2 separate regions of the Homo sapiens genome follow, and region 2 is linked to region 1. A link is a loop called in an ENCODE intact Hi-C map of the cell type or tissue named here. Cell type or tissue: CD4-positive, alpha-beta T cell. All regions are shown on one strand.

Region 1 (8,000 bases):
GCTGTCTGGTTTTCATTTTTCCAGAGTGGCTTGGAAAATTCATTGACTTCTACCTAGGTGTCACTGCTGGTTAGAGGTAAATCCAAAACAAGCACTCAGACCTCCCAACTCCTAGTCAAATATTTTTCAACCACTTTACATAATATTTGTCTTCTCTTATGTGGGAATTATGGTTTTATCCCATAGTTCATAATATTCATAATTTTTCTTTTAGTAGATAAAGGCAAATGGACTTAATTCATTTCTTACACAGAACAGCCATTATTCTGAAACAGTCTTGCTTTTTATTTATTTTGAGTGAATTTAATGTTTCCATTGTGTCTCTGGAAACAGGCTGTGTTTTTGTTTTGGTAATTTTGTTTGTACATTTTTTAAGGTATTGAGAAGTAGGACTTTGTTTTAAATTATTTCTTATTGCTGTTGGTTTTGCTGATTTACTATTTATAGAAGCTCCAATGCACTGCCTTGAAAAGGGCTGCTGTGCTGATCCATGTCATATCCTTTATTCCAGAGCTGAGGGCTGAAGTTGACATTATTGAACAAATGAGCAGCAGCAGTGGGAGCAGCTCTTCAGACTCTGAGAGCTCTTCGGGAAGTGATGACGATAGCTCCAGCAGTGGAGGCGAGGACAATGGCCCAGCCTCTCCTCCGCAGCCTTCACACCAGCAGCCCTACAACAGTAGGCCTGCCGTTGCCAATGGAACCAGCCGGCCACAAGGAAGCAACCAGCTCATGAACACCCTCAGTAAGTGTGTACTCCTTTTTATGGCTGAGAGAGGGCCATAGGTGCAGCTTCTATTTATCCTGTGCCAGAACTTACAAACCTAAAGATGTTTAAGGCATGGGAGAGGATCTTGTTAAAAATAGTTTGGAGCAGAAAGGTGTGAGTTACTAAACAGTAAAAAAGGGAAATGAGATGAAAAATCTGTTCTTTCTATTTCTATTCCCCACTGGCTCATACCGGTGTTTGTGAATTCTAGAAAACACTAAAACATGAACAGATAGGCTGTTTTTGCTTTTATACCAGACTTTCGGGGAGCTACCTGCCACCATACTGCTCTCTGCCCATTGGTCTTTTTTCTGGAGACAGAGTCTCACTCTGTCGCCCAGGCTGGAGTGCAATGGTGCAATCTCGGCTTACTGCAACCTCCACCTCTCGGGTTCAAGCGATTCTCCTGCTTCAGCCTCCCAAGTACCTGGGATTACAAGCATGTCCCACCACACCTGGCTAATTTTTGTATTTTTAGTAGAGATGGGGTTTTGCCATGTTGGCCAGGCTGGTCTCCAACTCCTGGCCTCAAATGATCTGCCTGCCTCGGCCTCCCAAAGTGCTGGGATTATGGGTGTGAACCACCATGCCTGCCTATCTTGAACTTTTATAAAAAAGAATCCACTGTCCCCAGACAGTGTGGTGGCTTTTTTTTTTTTTTTTTTCCTTCAGACAGAGTCTTGATCTGTTGTCCAGGCTGGAGTGCAGCGGCATGATCCTTTTTTTTTTTTTTGGTAGAGACAGGGTTTCGCCACATTGCCCAGGCTGGTCTCAAACTCCTAGACTCAAGTGATCCACCCACCTCGGCTTCCCAAAGTGCCGAGATTATAGGCATGAGCCACCATACCCAGCCATTTTTAAAATTTTCTGTAGAGACAAGGTCTCACTGTTTTGCCCAGGCTGGTCTTGAACTCCTCCTGGGTACAAGTAATTTCCCCAACTGCCGAAGTGCTGTGATTAAAAGCATGAACCACCATGCCTGGCCTCGGTGTGTTTTAATGCAGTTGATACTAAAGTAAAACAGGAAAACAAGAACAAAAATTTATTTGTTTTGAAGGTGAACAGAGGGCTAATTTTCTATGCTTTTCTCTTTTTGGAACCCTGATGAATGTTCTCTCTTGGTACACCTTCCTTTAAGGAAGTTGGAAGGTCTAGAGGTAACAGTGGGGAAGTTAACCTAGTTAATCCAACTATTGTGGACCAGGCAGAGATAATCTCAACCTCAGCACTATGGGCAGTTTGGGCAAGATAAGTCTTCTTTGTGGGAGGTTGTCCTGCACATTGTAGGATGTTTAAGAGCATCCCTGACGTCTACCCACTAGATGCCAGTACCAGTCTCTTCCCACCTCCCCAGCCCCATGACAACCAAAAATATCTCAAGACATTGCCATTATATGCCCCATCTTTAACATAGAGACTGAAGTATATGAAGAAAATCTGGCATTCTAGGTAGTTAGAAAAGGGGTGACCTCAGGATCAGACCCCCCTGAAAGGGTTTCATGGAACCCCGAGTCCTCAGAATAGACTTTGAGGAGAACTGGCCTAGAGATTAGCAATTTGGAAATAAAGAAAATCACTTTTGCTACAAGTGGTATCAACTGGGGTTCTGTTATATGTATTCCTATTGTATTAGATTGAAATGTTAAGTAATTATATTCTTCTAAATTCTGCCTAGTAAACAGGAATCTGGGGTTTTGTAAAGCACGTTAGTTCAGATTTGAAATTTAAGATAACGTGACTATCCTGGACAGAGGTGTGCCAGAGCAGATACTGCATTAGCATATTACTGGTGTTAACAGTATTCACCTTTCTTAATGGGAAGCCTACCGGATATTTTCTTAAGTTGCCTTTATAAAGCAACTTAATGTGATCAGTTCTTCCGAATGGTGATCAGTTATTTTAAATATTTTCTTTTTTTTTTTTTTTCTTTTTTCTTTTTTTCCTTGAGACAGTCTCACTCTATCGCCCAGGCTGGAGTGCAGTGGTGCAATCTTGGCTTACTGCAACCTCCACCTCTTGGGTTCAAGCGATTCTCCTGCTTCAGCCTCCCAAGTACCTGGGATTACAAGCATGTCCCACTACACGTGGCTGATTTTTATATTTTTAGTAGAGATGGGGTTTCGCCACGTTGGCCAGGCTGGTCTCCAACTGCTGGCCTCAAATGATCTCCCTGCCTTGGCCTCCCAAAGTGTTGGGATTACAGGCGTGAGCCACTGCGCCCAGACATATTTTAAATATTTTCTTGCTATTTATTAAACCATTTAAAAGTTATCCAGCTTACTTCTCCTTTGCTCTACCCTAATATGCAGTATTGTTGTGCTTTGTAGATAACCAAAAGCACCATTTTGTTTCAGTGAGCCAATTTGATTTTCTTCCCTAAGTTGAATTAACAAGGTTTTACTGTAGTGTGATAGCCAAGGCAATTAACAAAAAATTATGAGGAAGTCATTTTTAAATTCTGTACTTTTGTTTGATTCTATGATTTTACTTTATTTTTTTTTTTAAATAGGAAATGACTTGCAGTTGAGTGAGTCTGGCAGTGACAGTGATGACTAGTGCTGGATCTTTCGAAACCTACTTTTTGGTGCACAAACATGCCGCAAGACTGAGCTACTTTGGCGTGGAGTCCATTGCAAGAGGAAAATGTTATGGATCAGTGACTGTAGTAGGAGTTTGAGGCTCTGGAACTCTCACATATTCAAGTCTTTAACTTAGTGGTGATGGGTGATTTTCTCGTGTCATTTTTGAACAATCTCATCTTTCAAAGTTTAAGTAGACCTGTAGAAGAGCTAACAGAATTATATTTCTATTTAGTTAAAATTGTTAATGAAAAACAGATAAATGTGCCCTGGTCTAAGTTACTCAAAGGCCATATCTTCACCAGGCCAGAGATTCAGTTTTAAACCTCAGCAGCCATCAGTTTGGCCAAGTGGTTGGTACCAGTGGAATGAAGTCTTTGATGGGTAGGAGAGAGAGGGAAAACCTCAAACTACATCATAGAAGTATGTTAAAACCACTTTAAATTGTTGACACAAAGTGGTAAGGAAGTTTTGTCTGACTCAGCCTGACAAGCCTGGATAGAAATGGACCTCAGAATACAGAATGGAGTCCTTGAGTGTCAGTTGGTGAGGACCATGGAGTCCTGCCAGCTCAACCTGTCATTTACAGACTAAGAAAGGGAAGTACACACCTGGCTTGTGGCCAGTCTCCTGCCCCCTCTCTGGGCTTTCCTCACTGTTCTCTCCCTTGAATCTCATTTGTAGGAATCAAGAGATTCCTATACATGGGACTTTTAGATGTACATTGGCACTTGGATTAGATTCCAAAAGACAAAAGTGTTGGGTGCTTCTAGCTTGAATTCAGTCCCTAAATACATGAGGCTGGGTGAGCAGATGAAACCGGTAGCCACTGTGCTGATGCATGTGACTCCATTCAGTTGGGGATTTTGGTTCCATGTGGATCCATACTAAGTATTCTTCAGTCAGTGGATTTTAGCAAGGGGAGGTAGGAGTGGAAGAGAGGTGTGAAGAAACCTCTCCGAACAAATGAACCAGCAGTAAGTTTCTAAAAATCAGAATCTAGATAGAAGTTCTGCAATATGAAATGAGCACATTCTTTGATAAGGCGTATCTATTCATGCTTTTGTACCACTGTTTTGTACCTGACTCCCTGACCGATTTGTATTTTTTATATACAACTAGAAGGAAGTCACAAGATTGCCTTCTACAGTGTGCCATTTCCAAATGGATCTGTTGTTGGAGGAAACTGGTTGCTAGTCAATGTTCTATATTTAATGAATGTGTGATAAATCATCCTGTAATCAGTATGGAGTAACCTGTTTTTGTAGTTTGGATGAATATGTCCTGAGAAATTTCCATCCACTTTGGTTCAGCGGACATCAAGGTAGTAATAATAATTTTTCCTCCACAGGTCCCTCCACTCATATGGCCTCTCCCTCCCCAGCTAGTGGAGGGGAAGCAGTCTGGACTTAGAAAGGAAATAGGTGGTCTGTCATAGGGGCTTTCATTAGAGTTAAACTTCATAGAGTCAACTGTTTCATCATCATAGTGAGCCCAGAGAGCCACTGCCCAGCAGCATGCTCACACCACCTACCCTAGTGTAGGTAATAGGTCTACGCTAGGACCCCGTGCTGGGCTCTCAGCCCATCATGAGATTTTGGTGGATTTAATGGCAGGTAGGAACTTATTTATAGTGGATTGATAATTGCTTTATAATTCCTTGGTAATGACAGCTCAGGGAAGGTTTCACAAGGTCATGATCAGGAGACTTGAATTGTTACTGGATGTAGGAATTGTTTCACTGCTCTTAACTTGCTCAAACTGGGGCAGGTTCCAGGAACTTGAACTAAAAATATCTATTTAAGCCTCTCTCTCTTTCTCTCCTCCCCAACTTTTTTCTGAAAGCCTTGATTTCTGTAGACAGAACTATGGTTTTTGGCATGTTGGGTCAAGACGTGTTTCTATAGGAAATGCTTGCACGTGGCACTGGCTTGGTGAGTCAAGCTTCCTGAGCTTCAGACCGTTTGTCCTGTCATCTGTCCTGCCCAACACTGTATGGTTTTTCTCTAGCACGGCTTCAATTTTGTTCTCTGCACAAAGCCTTTGGTGGTTCTGCCCTCTGCCCTCCAGCTTTACCCACCAGAGTAAGCAATCTTTTCTTTTTAGAAATCAAGAATTTGGCTTCACAGATGGCTTCTCACAGATGCCCTCCTGCCAGCCAAACCGGACTTGTTCTTCCTGCCTCTGTGCCTTCTCTCATTCTCCTTCTCTCCCTCCATACCCCACTTTTGAGGTTCTGTGGGTACCATCTTTGTGGACTCTTGTCTTTTTTTTCAACCCACATGGAGTGCCCTGTGTGTACATACTGACCTTTTTTTTTTTTTTTTTTTTTTGCTTGAACTCTGGTCGGTATGAGCTCCTTAAAAGCAGGTACTGGGCTGGCTGTGGTGACTCATGCCTGTAATCCCAGCACTTTGGGAGGCTGAGGTGGGAGGATTGCTTGAGTCCAGGAGTTTGAGACCAGCCTGGGCAACATGGCGAGACCCTGTTTCTACAAAAAGAAAAAGGGAAAAAAAAAGCAGGGACTGTCATTCTCATCTCCTCCCTGGGGTATCCACAGGAATGGACATTCAAATGGTTGTAGCCTGGTGGGGTAGAAGGCAGAGAAGACTACCCAGCCAGTGAAGTGCAGAGGATAGACATAGGAAAACATTCCAGGCATTTGGAGACAGCTGAAAGTATCCATGCTGACTTTCATGATTTAGAAGTCTTTAACTGAATTATTAAAATTGCCTTTTTTTTGTGCTGTACAATGTCTACTGTACTGTGGGTCATTTAGATGAGATGAAAAACTTAATTAAATCTGAAGTGTCAGAGGCGCTTAGTAAGCCTTAGTAAAGTTGTGATTGAAGAAACTTAATACAAATGAACTAGAGGTTTGTAATCATGCCACTCACTAACGATTTTATTTCTGTAGCAGAATCATTTTTTCTATGTAAGGTGTTAATGTGTGTGTATGTGCTTTGGTTGTAGGAAAACTTGAAAATTCCAAAATCCTTATTTTCCTATTTGAGAGGCTGGTTCAGCAGGGTGTGTGTGTGTGTGTGTGTGTGTGTGTATGAATGGTATATTTATTACATTATTTTGAAAGAGAATTAGTGTGTTATGTGGATAATGTTATATACAGCCAAAGTGGATGTTTCTATTTGGCAAGGAAGGTAGGATTTCTGAAACTCAGGCCTTAACCAATAGGTTGGAAGACAAGACCAATTGAAGAGTTAGGAAATGTGAGTTTTTGTTACTTCTGTTATTCCAGTCTTGGTTTCATTGTCTCATTCTTTATTTTTAAAATCTTGTGCCTAAAAGTTTTTTTGCTTAATTATGAAGTAGACATGCATGTTTACATTTATGTAAAATATTTGCTGTGTAAAGTATTTTTTGTTTATTCTCTTAAAAGATCACTATATTTAAATAAAAGTGAAGGTCAGCAACACATTTCTTGTCTTGGTGGGTTTCATTTTCTTTTAGAAATCAATGAGCAATATAGGGTTCTTTTAAGAACCTTCTGTGCTTAAGCCTAAATAGCTAACTAAATGGATTCCTTTTTAATTTGGTGTTTATAATCATTAGGAAGTATACCTCAGCTTTTAAAAGGTGTGACATTCAAAACTGAAGGACGAACTTCAGTTTTTAAAAGGTATGAAGTTCAAAACTGAATTACATCTGAGGCCATTTTACTTGGTCTGAGAAGGAGGGCTTAGTTTGGGTCTGAGAACCATGCAACAGTTAAACTGAATCCCTAGACATATCCTATTGTCATTTTAGTTTACCAGATTCCTTCTGCCTGGAATGCTATGCCACACACACCTCTGACTCCCAGCTGACATTTGGCTAGAAATCCTGACCTCCTGCTTCCATTCTCCACTTCTGCTTCAGCAGTGCTCACATTTACCTGTGGTCTTGGCTCCTCTGCTAGACTGTATAAACTTCTAGGTAGGCAGTGGCCATATTCCTTTTTAATTCGCTGTAGTGTCTCTAATGGGTGCTCAATATATTTGGATTGAATTAAATTACGTGTTAAGTCTAGAAATCCTCTGCTACTTAATTCTGCAATGTGCTTGTTCCCTCAGATGGTAATAGGAGTTAGACTTGAACCATCTCAGTGGGGAAGTGGTGGTGTCCATCACTGAAGGGAGTTTTATCTTCAGTTAACTATTGCCACTGTAATGTTCTGTAACAAACCATCCCAAAACTCAATGACTAATAAGCATTTATTTTGCTCACAAGTCTGAGTTGGCTTTAGACTGGCCTTAGCTGGACAGTTCTGGTCTTGATTGGCTCCCTCATAGGCCTGGCAGTTGACTGAGGTTCAGCTGATCTAGGATGGCTTTGGCCAGCAGAGTGGGGGCAACAGCTCTGCTCCATGTCATCTCCACCAGCCTAGCCTGGGCATGTTGTCATGGCAAAGGCAGAGAGGTGTAAGAGTAAGAGAGGAACCAAAATACTTCTGTCACAATTGCTAAGACATCATTGGCCAAACCAAGTTAGAGAGCTAAGTTCAGAATGAAGGGGTGGGGAAATCCATTCCCCAAAATTGATGGGAGGAGTTGAAAAAGAGATTGGAAAGGGTGTAGATACAGGGAGGTGGGAAGAATTGTGGCTATTAATGCCATCTATTACATTCACATGCCCTGTGACTGCCATGTTTGAGA
Region 2 (8,000 bases), 770 kb before region 1:
TTCCCAAGGTAGCTGTGTGTCTTTGTAAACATTTGGGGAGTGGAGGCATTGGCTGATGAGCTGTCAGGGGTGATGGGGCCACCAGGCAATGAATGTGACTGCTTCTTGTCCATTCCATGTGTGATTTTCCTTTTTGATGTCTGAAAACTGATTTTTATGTCCTAGATGAAGAAGTAGAGGATATGTACCTTGTGGATTTCACACAGAAGATCATAGACAAGCGCAAAGAAATGGAGGCATCTGGTGCCCATAGAGATTCTCAAAAGGCAGGAGAAAGGGACGACGATGAGGAAAACCTTCCTGAGGGAGAGATCCCTCCTCCCCAAGACCCCAGTGAAGAATGGTTGGTAACATCATGGATTAGCTCAGAGGAACATCCTCAGACTTGCGCTGACATTTTGGGAGTGATTTTGTTGGGTTGTTATCGAGCCATTTCTCTTTATTCTTCCTGGGTGTTCTTTTGAGACTTCCCTTTAAGTTAGGTTGGATTAGGTTATTATAGTTGTAAAAACAGTAGCTCAAATGAAGACATAATTACAATAATTACAATAATTACATATAATTACAAATACTGACTGGGCTTCTGCTGTGTGCCCAGCTCTGTGCCAGGCCGAAGGAAACCCAGTGCCTGGCAGACTTGGCTTGCCTGGCTCACTAACATGAAACAGTGAGGGCAGAGCGCCTTCCTTTTGTACCTGTGCTGCTGCCTTACCCGTGTTCTTGTTCTGACATGGTGGAGAGCTGTCATCTAGGAGAAGGAAGCCGGCAGAGGTGGCACAGTGTGTTTTACTCCGCCTGTGACATTGTTTGGCACTGTGGTGTGGACTCGTGGGCCTTGGATGGTTCCATCTGCACCTTTTACTGGCTGTATGATCTTAATCAGGTTCCTTAGTCTTTGAGGCTCAGGATCTTCCATTATAAAATAGAGATTATAATGCCTCATTCCCATGGCCCTTTGCTTTAACACCCCCCCGCCCCCCTTCAAGAAGTAAGTGTTCCAGGCTACACAAGAAAGTGCAGCCTGTGGAGTATAAGCAGGCATTTTGTAAACTTTTATTATTGTCATTTTCCTGAATTTTGCCTATATGTAGATGAATGATAGAAGAACCAAACTCGTCTTTTCCTTAAAGAGACTTTGTATCAATAAGTAGAGAGACCAGAATGGGAATTCTGTTACAATGATTTTTTTCTACCTAAGATATTATTGTTTGGAAACTGTTCAGCAGTGCTTGAAATTGCTGAGAGCTGTACTGATGCTCTGACAATTTCCTGGGAACCCATCCTCTTGCCTTTGGGATTCTTCTTATCCTCCTTTCAAGGCTCAAATGTCCTCCTTGTGGTGGGCATTTGTTAGGAACTGCTCAGGACTCTTTGTAGCAGGCGTTCATCTTTTGTCAGCCTTTGGCCTTGTGGGCAGTCATTGATGAGCTGAAGAGAGCAGTCCCAGCTACTGTGGATGGCAGAGAAACTGCATCTTCATTCTACTGAGGGTGTCCATGTTGGTTTAGAAATAACATTCTCATTGGGATAAAACAGGTATCTTTTTACCTACTGTCTTAAAAACTTAGATCTAAATAGTTTGATACCATTTGGAACAGGTGTCAGCCTGCAAGCTATAAGAAACCAAAAGAGAAGAACATGCAGTCTCTTCTTTTGGTGTCTTTCTTCATCATTTCTTTCTTTCTTTTTTATTTATTTGTTTTTGAGGCAGGGTCTCCACACTCCGTCACCCAGGTGGGAGTGCAGTGGCATGATCATGGCTCATCACAGCCTCGACCTCCTGGGCTGAAGCAATCCTCCTGCCTCAGTTTTTAATTTTTTTTGTAGAAACAAGGTCTCACTATGTTGCCTAGGCTCTTCTTGAACTCCTGGGCTTGAGCAATCCTCCTGCCTGGGCCTCCCAAAGTGCTGGTATTACAGGCGTGAGCCACCACGCCTGGCCTATCATTTCTAATGTCTAAGTGATTGCTCCCTCATCTGAAGTCAGGTAGCACTTAATATACTTCCTGCTCTTCGGGTATTACCTTTTATTTATTACTGACACATACTAGGCCTCATTATCAGAAAAAGATTTTAGCAAACTTTTGGTAGTCTTTACGTACCCAGTGTTGTTAATAAGCGTTTCATGGGTGTGTGCCTTAACTTCCCTAGACCCTTGGAAGATGGCATGGCTGTTAGCCCTCTTGTATTACTCTCCTTGCCTGGGGAAAGCTTTGTTTGCCTGCAGGGGTTGCTCAGTGGGTGATTGCTGATTAGATGGAGCCGTGGCTGACTACTGTCTTGCCTCTTCTATTTAATGAGATCTGTATGTTTTGGAGGCCTTCTCCAGAAACAGAATGGTCTATGATTGCTTTTCATAGCAGAAATCTCATCTCCTTTGAAAGGTCTAATGTCTTTTTAAAAATTTTTGCTTATTAATGCCTGTGTGATTACAAGCAATTTGCTAGTGATTTGAAGAGTTTGGAGGGCAATTGAAGGTGTCACATGCCACCATATGGTGAAGGAAGACGCTCTGCAAGCAGTTCTGACACATTTTTTTGTTTTTAAATTAAGCTCCAGAATTGTAATTGCTTGTAAAATCCTTTTGATAGTTAAATTCCAGGTGGTAGAAAATCTTTCCGTAAAGATACTGTAAATAATTACACAGACCATCTGGCTAGATGGTTTTCTTCCCCCATCCATTTGGGGGGAAAAAAAGGAAGAAAGAAACTGCTTGCTGCAGTTGGAGGTTTTATTTCTTGTGATAATCAGCTTCAGTACTAGAGTAAACACTCAGTTTTTAAATCACAACTAACAATTGAAATCAGCATTGCTTGAGAGGAAAAAAAATTGCTAACAAAAGCAAAGCCACATACCTGCCAAATCTGACCTTGAATTGGTCTGCCAGCTAGTACTTATTGGACCTTACTGTGTATTCGGTACCCTGCTAAAGGCTCTAGGAGGTTCTCTGCCCATAATTTAAAAAGTAAAATATCTGTTGCGTCATAATACAAATGAGATGTTTTTCATGAACATCTGTCCGTATTTTCCATTGTAGGAAGTCAGAATATTTCACTTTGCCTTGCTATCTGCCTGGCTTAGCTGTCTGACCACTGTCTAGTTTGAGCAAAGATGAGGAGAGAGGTATGGTGTTTGGCTTCCTCCTAATTAAGAAGAGTCCAACTCTGAAAAATACTGTGCATTTCTTACATTAAGAGTTTGCTAATACATTGGGTAGAATTATACCAATTAGAGGAAATAAGAGAAAGAATAAAAAGTCAGACTTGAAGACTGTGAGGAAATGAGCAAGTTGAGAATCTCAGGCACAAGGCAAAGTTATTAAGATACTGATAAAATGTCTGGAATTGTCTCAACTAGGTTAAAGTAAGTTCGTAGATGCTGCAGCAAAATTCCGTGTGGGTGATTTATCTGTGAGATCAAAGGCATAAATGATCAAAATTATTGTTAACAGTTTCTAAAACTAATATTTAATAAGGGGCACAATGAGCTTATTGTGTGTCAGCTTTAAAAAGCATATTCCTATCAGTGGTAGTGGTCTCTGAGGTTGGGGGCTCTTCTTGGTAGTGAGGCCTATCTTCCCCCTTCACTGTTCACCTACTCCCTGACTTAGGGGCTTGTACATGTGTACAAGTCCTTCTTCACATCTTTTTGCTTTCATTTCAGGGTGGATTACGTGGACTCTTTGGGGCGTTCCCGGCGCTGTATGAGAAAGGATTTGCCAGATCTGCTGGAGATGGATAAAAATCTTCAGGGGAGACTGTAAGTGTGTGTGGTATACAGAGCTCTGCCAAGGTCTGAAATGCAGCCACAGGGATTGTTTTGTGAGGGGAGGCTGTTTTATAATTAATGATCTCTGTTGCTCCAGTAAGGAGATATTGATTGATTGATTGATTGATTGAAGCACTTTTTAGTGGTTAGCATGCACATACACACATAATCCACACTTGGGGAACAACCTGACTGGTGGATGAGTAGAGCTGTCTCTTTTACTTGGAAGGATGTCTGACAACAGAGTAACAGAATAAACCCAAACGAAACCAGCAAACCAGGCTTTGTGGAGACAAGTGGTTTGAGAATATACACTTGATTATCCCACAAACAAGTGGCTCTAGGGAGAGAACTTACTCACTTTTTCTTTATGTATCATTGCATTTTTGAAGTAAGGGCCTTATAACTAGATTTTTCAGCAGGGCCTAAGACCTAAGACATAACTCTAAAACGTAAGACCTAAGAGATAACTCTGAAACATCCAGGGGAATAAATTCCTCTTACCATAGGAACTTTTATGTGAAAAGTGTTGGGAGAAACTCCACCTTGTCCAAGTCCTGCAGGTTCAGGCATCCAGCACATAGCCTTTGGCTTGGCATAAGAAAGGGAGAATGGAGGCTGGGCGCGGTGGCTCACGCCTGTAATCCCAGCACTTTGGGAGGCCGAGGCGGGCGGATCACAAGGTTAGGAGTTCGAGATCATCCTGGCTAGCACAGTAAAACCCCGTCTCTACTGAAAATACAAAAAAAAAAAAAATTAGCCAGGTGTGGTTGCGGCCGCCTGTAGTCCCAGCTACTCAGGAGGCTGAGGCAGGAGAATGGCGTGAACCCAGGAGGCAGAGCCTGCAGTGAGCCAAGATGACGCCACTGCACTCCAGTCTGGGCTACAGAGCGAGACTCCGTCTCAAAAAAAAAAAAAAAAAAAAAAAGAAAGAAAGGGAGAATGGAAACCTTTGAGCCTCTCAGGGCCCAGCCATCTGCAAGGACAGGAGACACCACTCAGGCCACAGTGCTAAGCAGTTTTCATGTCCCCAGATGAGAGACCATCCACAGGAGGAGACCCAGAGTTCCTCCTCCCTGCCTGGGCCACCTCCCATCTGGTCAGCCCAGGACCTGGGTGGAAGGAAAGTTTTTTGTCTTGAGTGCTCAGGCAAGATTCCGTCAGGCTAAGGTAACAAGTCTGGTGCTTGAGTAAGAAGGGTGAAGGCTGGCCGGGCGCAGTGGCTCATGCCTGTAATCCCAGCACTTTGGGAGGCCAAGGCAGGCGGATCTCCTGAGATCAGGAGTTCAAAACCAGCCTAGCCAACATGGTGAAACCCTGTCTCTACTAAAAATACAAAAATTAGCCAGATGTGGTGGTGGGTGCCTGTAATCCCAGCTACTCGGGAGGCTGAGGCAGGAGAATCTCTTTAACCTGGGAAGCCGAGGTTGCAGTGAGCCGAGATCGTGCCACTGCACTCCAGCCTGGGCGACAGAGCAAGACTAGTCTCCAAAAAAAAAAAAGGCGAAGGCTGTTTTATTGATTTTCCAGCAGTCTTGTGGGTCAGAAGCCTCTGTAGTTCCCTGTTTTCTTTATCAAATAGTGTTACTTATGCATGATGCAACTGACTGTACTTAAACACTGATATCTCAATCCTTATCTGAAGATAGTTTTTGCTCTGTTTTCCTGCTAGTTTTATTAGTCCTGCTAATGAAAAAACCCTATTATCTGAAGATATGAGAAAAGAACTTCAGCGCCAGCAATGGGAGGAAGAAGAAAGAGAGGCCCTGAAGAGGCCCATGGGGCCCGTACATTATGAAGACATTCGGGAAAATGGTATGACTATTTTCTTGCAGCTTTGCAAATCTTATTTTTAACCTTAAACTGATGGCAAACATAAAGGGAAGTATTCATAAAGCAATAGCTTTTACATGGAAATTAAAGATCCTGCTTTGGAAATAGAAAATATCTCCTTTGTTCACTTCATAGCCTTAAAATACTCACATTTGGGAATATCTTCCTGACAGAGGGTCTGGTAATCCAAGGGATTGTTCCCTGAGAGAAGTGGAGACAGCCCATGGCTGAAAGCAAACGAACCCTTGTTATGCTTCCCTTGGCAAACAGGACGAAAACTTGGTCTAACTTTTGTGTTTCTTTGGTTTTTTGTTTCTTCGCTTAGCTGTTTTCTTTTTCTTTTTAAAACTTGTGCCAAATATCACTGTGTTTCTTTTTGCTTTGGTAGGAAATGTGGCTTGAGTGTAGTTGAATGATCAGGACAGTCTGATCTTTTGGGTAATTCATACTTCTTTCAGAGGCCCGGCAACTTGGTGTTGGGTATTTTGCCTTTGCCCGAGACAAAGAGTTGAGAAACAAGCAGATGAAAACCTTAGAGATGCTGCGTGAACAGGTACAGATAAATCCCAAGTGACTGTGAGGAAAGATGTGAGCGCTTGGTTTCTTGCTGGACCATACTGCAGAAAAATCTAGTAAATTAGTTAGAAATTAAAATTGATATTCAGAATTGCATAAAGGTAGTTGCCATACTATTTTTGTGTTTCAAATTTTATAACTGCTCACAAGTAACCTGTGTAACTTTGATGTTTTAAATCTGGTCCCAAATGTGGTACTTTTGGGGTGGCTTGGATGGGAAAATAGAAAGTTACTTAAAGGATTAAGGTGTAGGACGGAATGGGTTGGTTTTCTTGAGTGTTAAGGCTTGCAAGATGCTCTGTGAACTCTTATGAAACTTTGTAAGACATCAGAGGGTTCATAGGAGAGTACTTCATAGGGCTTCATTGTGAGGATCTCAAGGACAGCTTCTTAGAGGTGGCCTGAAGATCAATTAACTAGTCTATTTTTAGAAGAAAATTTCATCTTTTTGGACAGGAATATTGCAAATTTGGCTTCAAGCAAATAATTTTCTGATTTTCTGTTCAGACAACAGATCAGAGAACAAAACGAGAAAACATAAAGGAAAAGCGAAAGGCTATCTTAGAGGCAAGACTTGCCAAACTTCGACAAAAAAAGATGAAAAAATCAAAAGAAGGTGGAACAGAAGAAGAAAATAGAGGTATATCATGGCTATGTTGCTGAACTTCAAAAGGGAAAATTTTATTTCCATTGATGTCTTGCTAATAGGGCTGGCAATGTGAAAATTAGCCATTTAGTTTTATATTTAAGCAAACAGTATACCTTTGAGGTACTGGCAGGAGCAATTTTTATAACCAAAGTGATGCAGAATGACATTCAATATTTTTAGGCTATAGATGAGGATATGAAGCAACAATACATTGTGTTGCATCTTAGAATGGCATAGTCTTGTAATTGAGACTTAGTAAAGAGATATTTTAAGATAAAGTTTAGCTTTGCATATATATGTTTTAGACTTAAATTTTTTGCTATTGGTTATTTTATATATATATTTAAAGAAATTTATATTCATAAAGTTACATAGTAAAAGAATTTAGAAATATGAATATCGACAGCTTGCCAAAGCTTACCAAAGAACTGTGCTCCAGAAGTTGGTGATGTGGAACTTGGAGCACGGTTCCCCTTGGAAACACTGTTAAATGCTATGTCAGACTAGCTTATTGCATGAGTTGTGGTAGTACAGGCTAAATTGCCATCAATCTAGAGACTCCTACATAGAATGGCTCAAACAAAATAGAGATCTGTTTCTCTACTTAACAACTTGGAGGTAGGTGGGTGAGTGGGTATCCAGGGCATGTGAGTAGCTCTGCCCTAGATGGTCATCTAGTCCCAGGCTTCCTCCAGGCTTGCTGTTTCTGCCATTTCCTAGAGTATTTTTCTCTTCTGCATAGTCAAAGCTTGCTCCCCTGCTCACCTGTTCATGATCCAGCCTAGGGGTAGGCAGGGAGACTGGGAAGGGGAGCCACCTTCCTTTTTAGAGATGTGAGTGGGAAGTTACATACAGCCTATGCATTTACATCCTGCTGGCCAGAGCTCAGTCCTGTGGGCCACACCTCACTGTAGGAGAAGCTGGGAAATGGCCTCTCCAGCAAGGTGGCCACATGCTCAGCTGCAACCGGGGGGCATTCTGTTACCCAAAGGAAAAGGAGGAGTGTGGGTATGAAGGGACGTATAGCTCTCCAGCTCTCACAAAGCTTATGTGAAGCCATGGGCCATTTCCTAATGTCTGAACAAAACAGACCAGAAACATTTAGGAATTTGAAAACCATCTGTTTAGTTTCAGATAAATGCTCGCTCTATAACATGTTAAGCTGTGCAGATTG

The links. A loop is a pair of places that touch in the nucleus more often than their neighbours do. Peaks named below come from ENCODE experiments on the same cell type or tissue, not always from the same donor. Only the 100,000 strongest peaks of a DNase experiment are listed, where the experiment ranks them.
Region 2: it touches region 1 in a loop (4-fold over the local background); 5 of 110 quality-filtered maps call a loop at or near these places.

What each region holds. Positions count from the first base shown.
Region 1 is chr3:15,435,831-15,443,830 of GRCh38, forward strand. EAF1 (ELL associated factor 1) reads left to right here. Exons shown (of 6, transcript NM_033083.7): 5 at 512-745; 6 at 3,279-6,783. The coding sequence ends at 3,325. Among named protein-coding and RNA genes, the nearest start is that of EAF1, 12 kb to the left of the region's middle. In CD4-positive, alpha-beta T cell, no CTCF peak of the experiment used is centred here; DNase peaks (open chromatin) are centred at 3,351 and 5,301.
Region 2 is chr3:14,661,365-14,669,364 of GRCh38, forward strand. It overlaps CCDC174 (coiled-coil domain containing 174), which reads left to right. Exons shown (of 11, transcript NM_016474.5): 5 at 166-343; 6 at 3,664-3,759; 7 at 5,441-5,583; 8 at 6,060-6,154; 9 at 6,685-6,817. LOC124906215 (a long non-coding RNA gene) reads right to left here and starts at 4,698. Exons shown (of 3, transcript XR_007095827.1): 1 at 4,273-4,698. In CD4-positive, alpha-beta T cell, no CTCF peak of the experiment used is centred here; no DNase peak of the experiment used is centred here.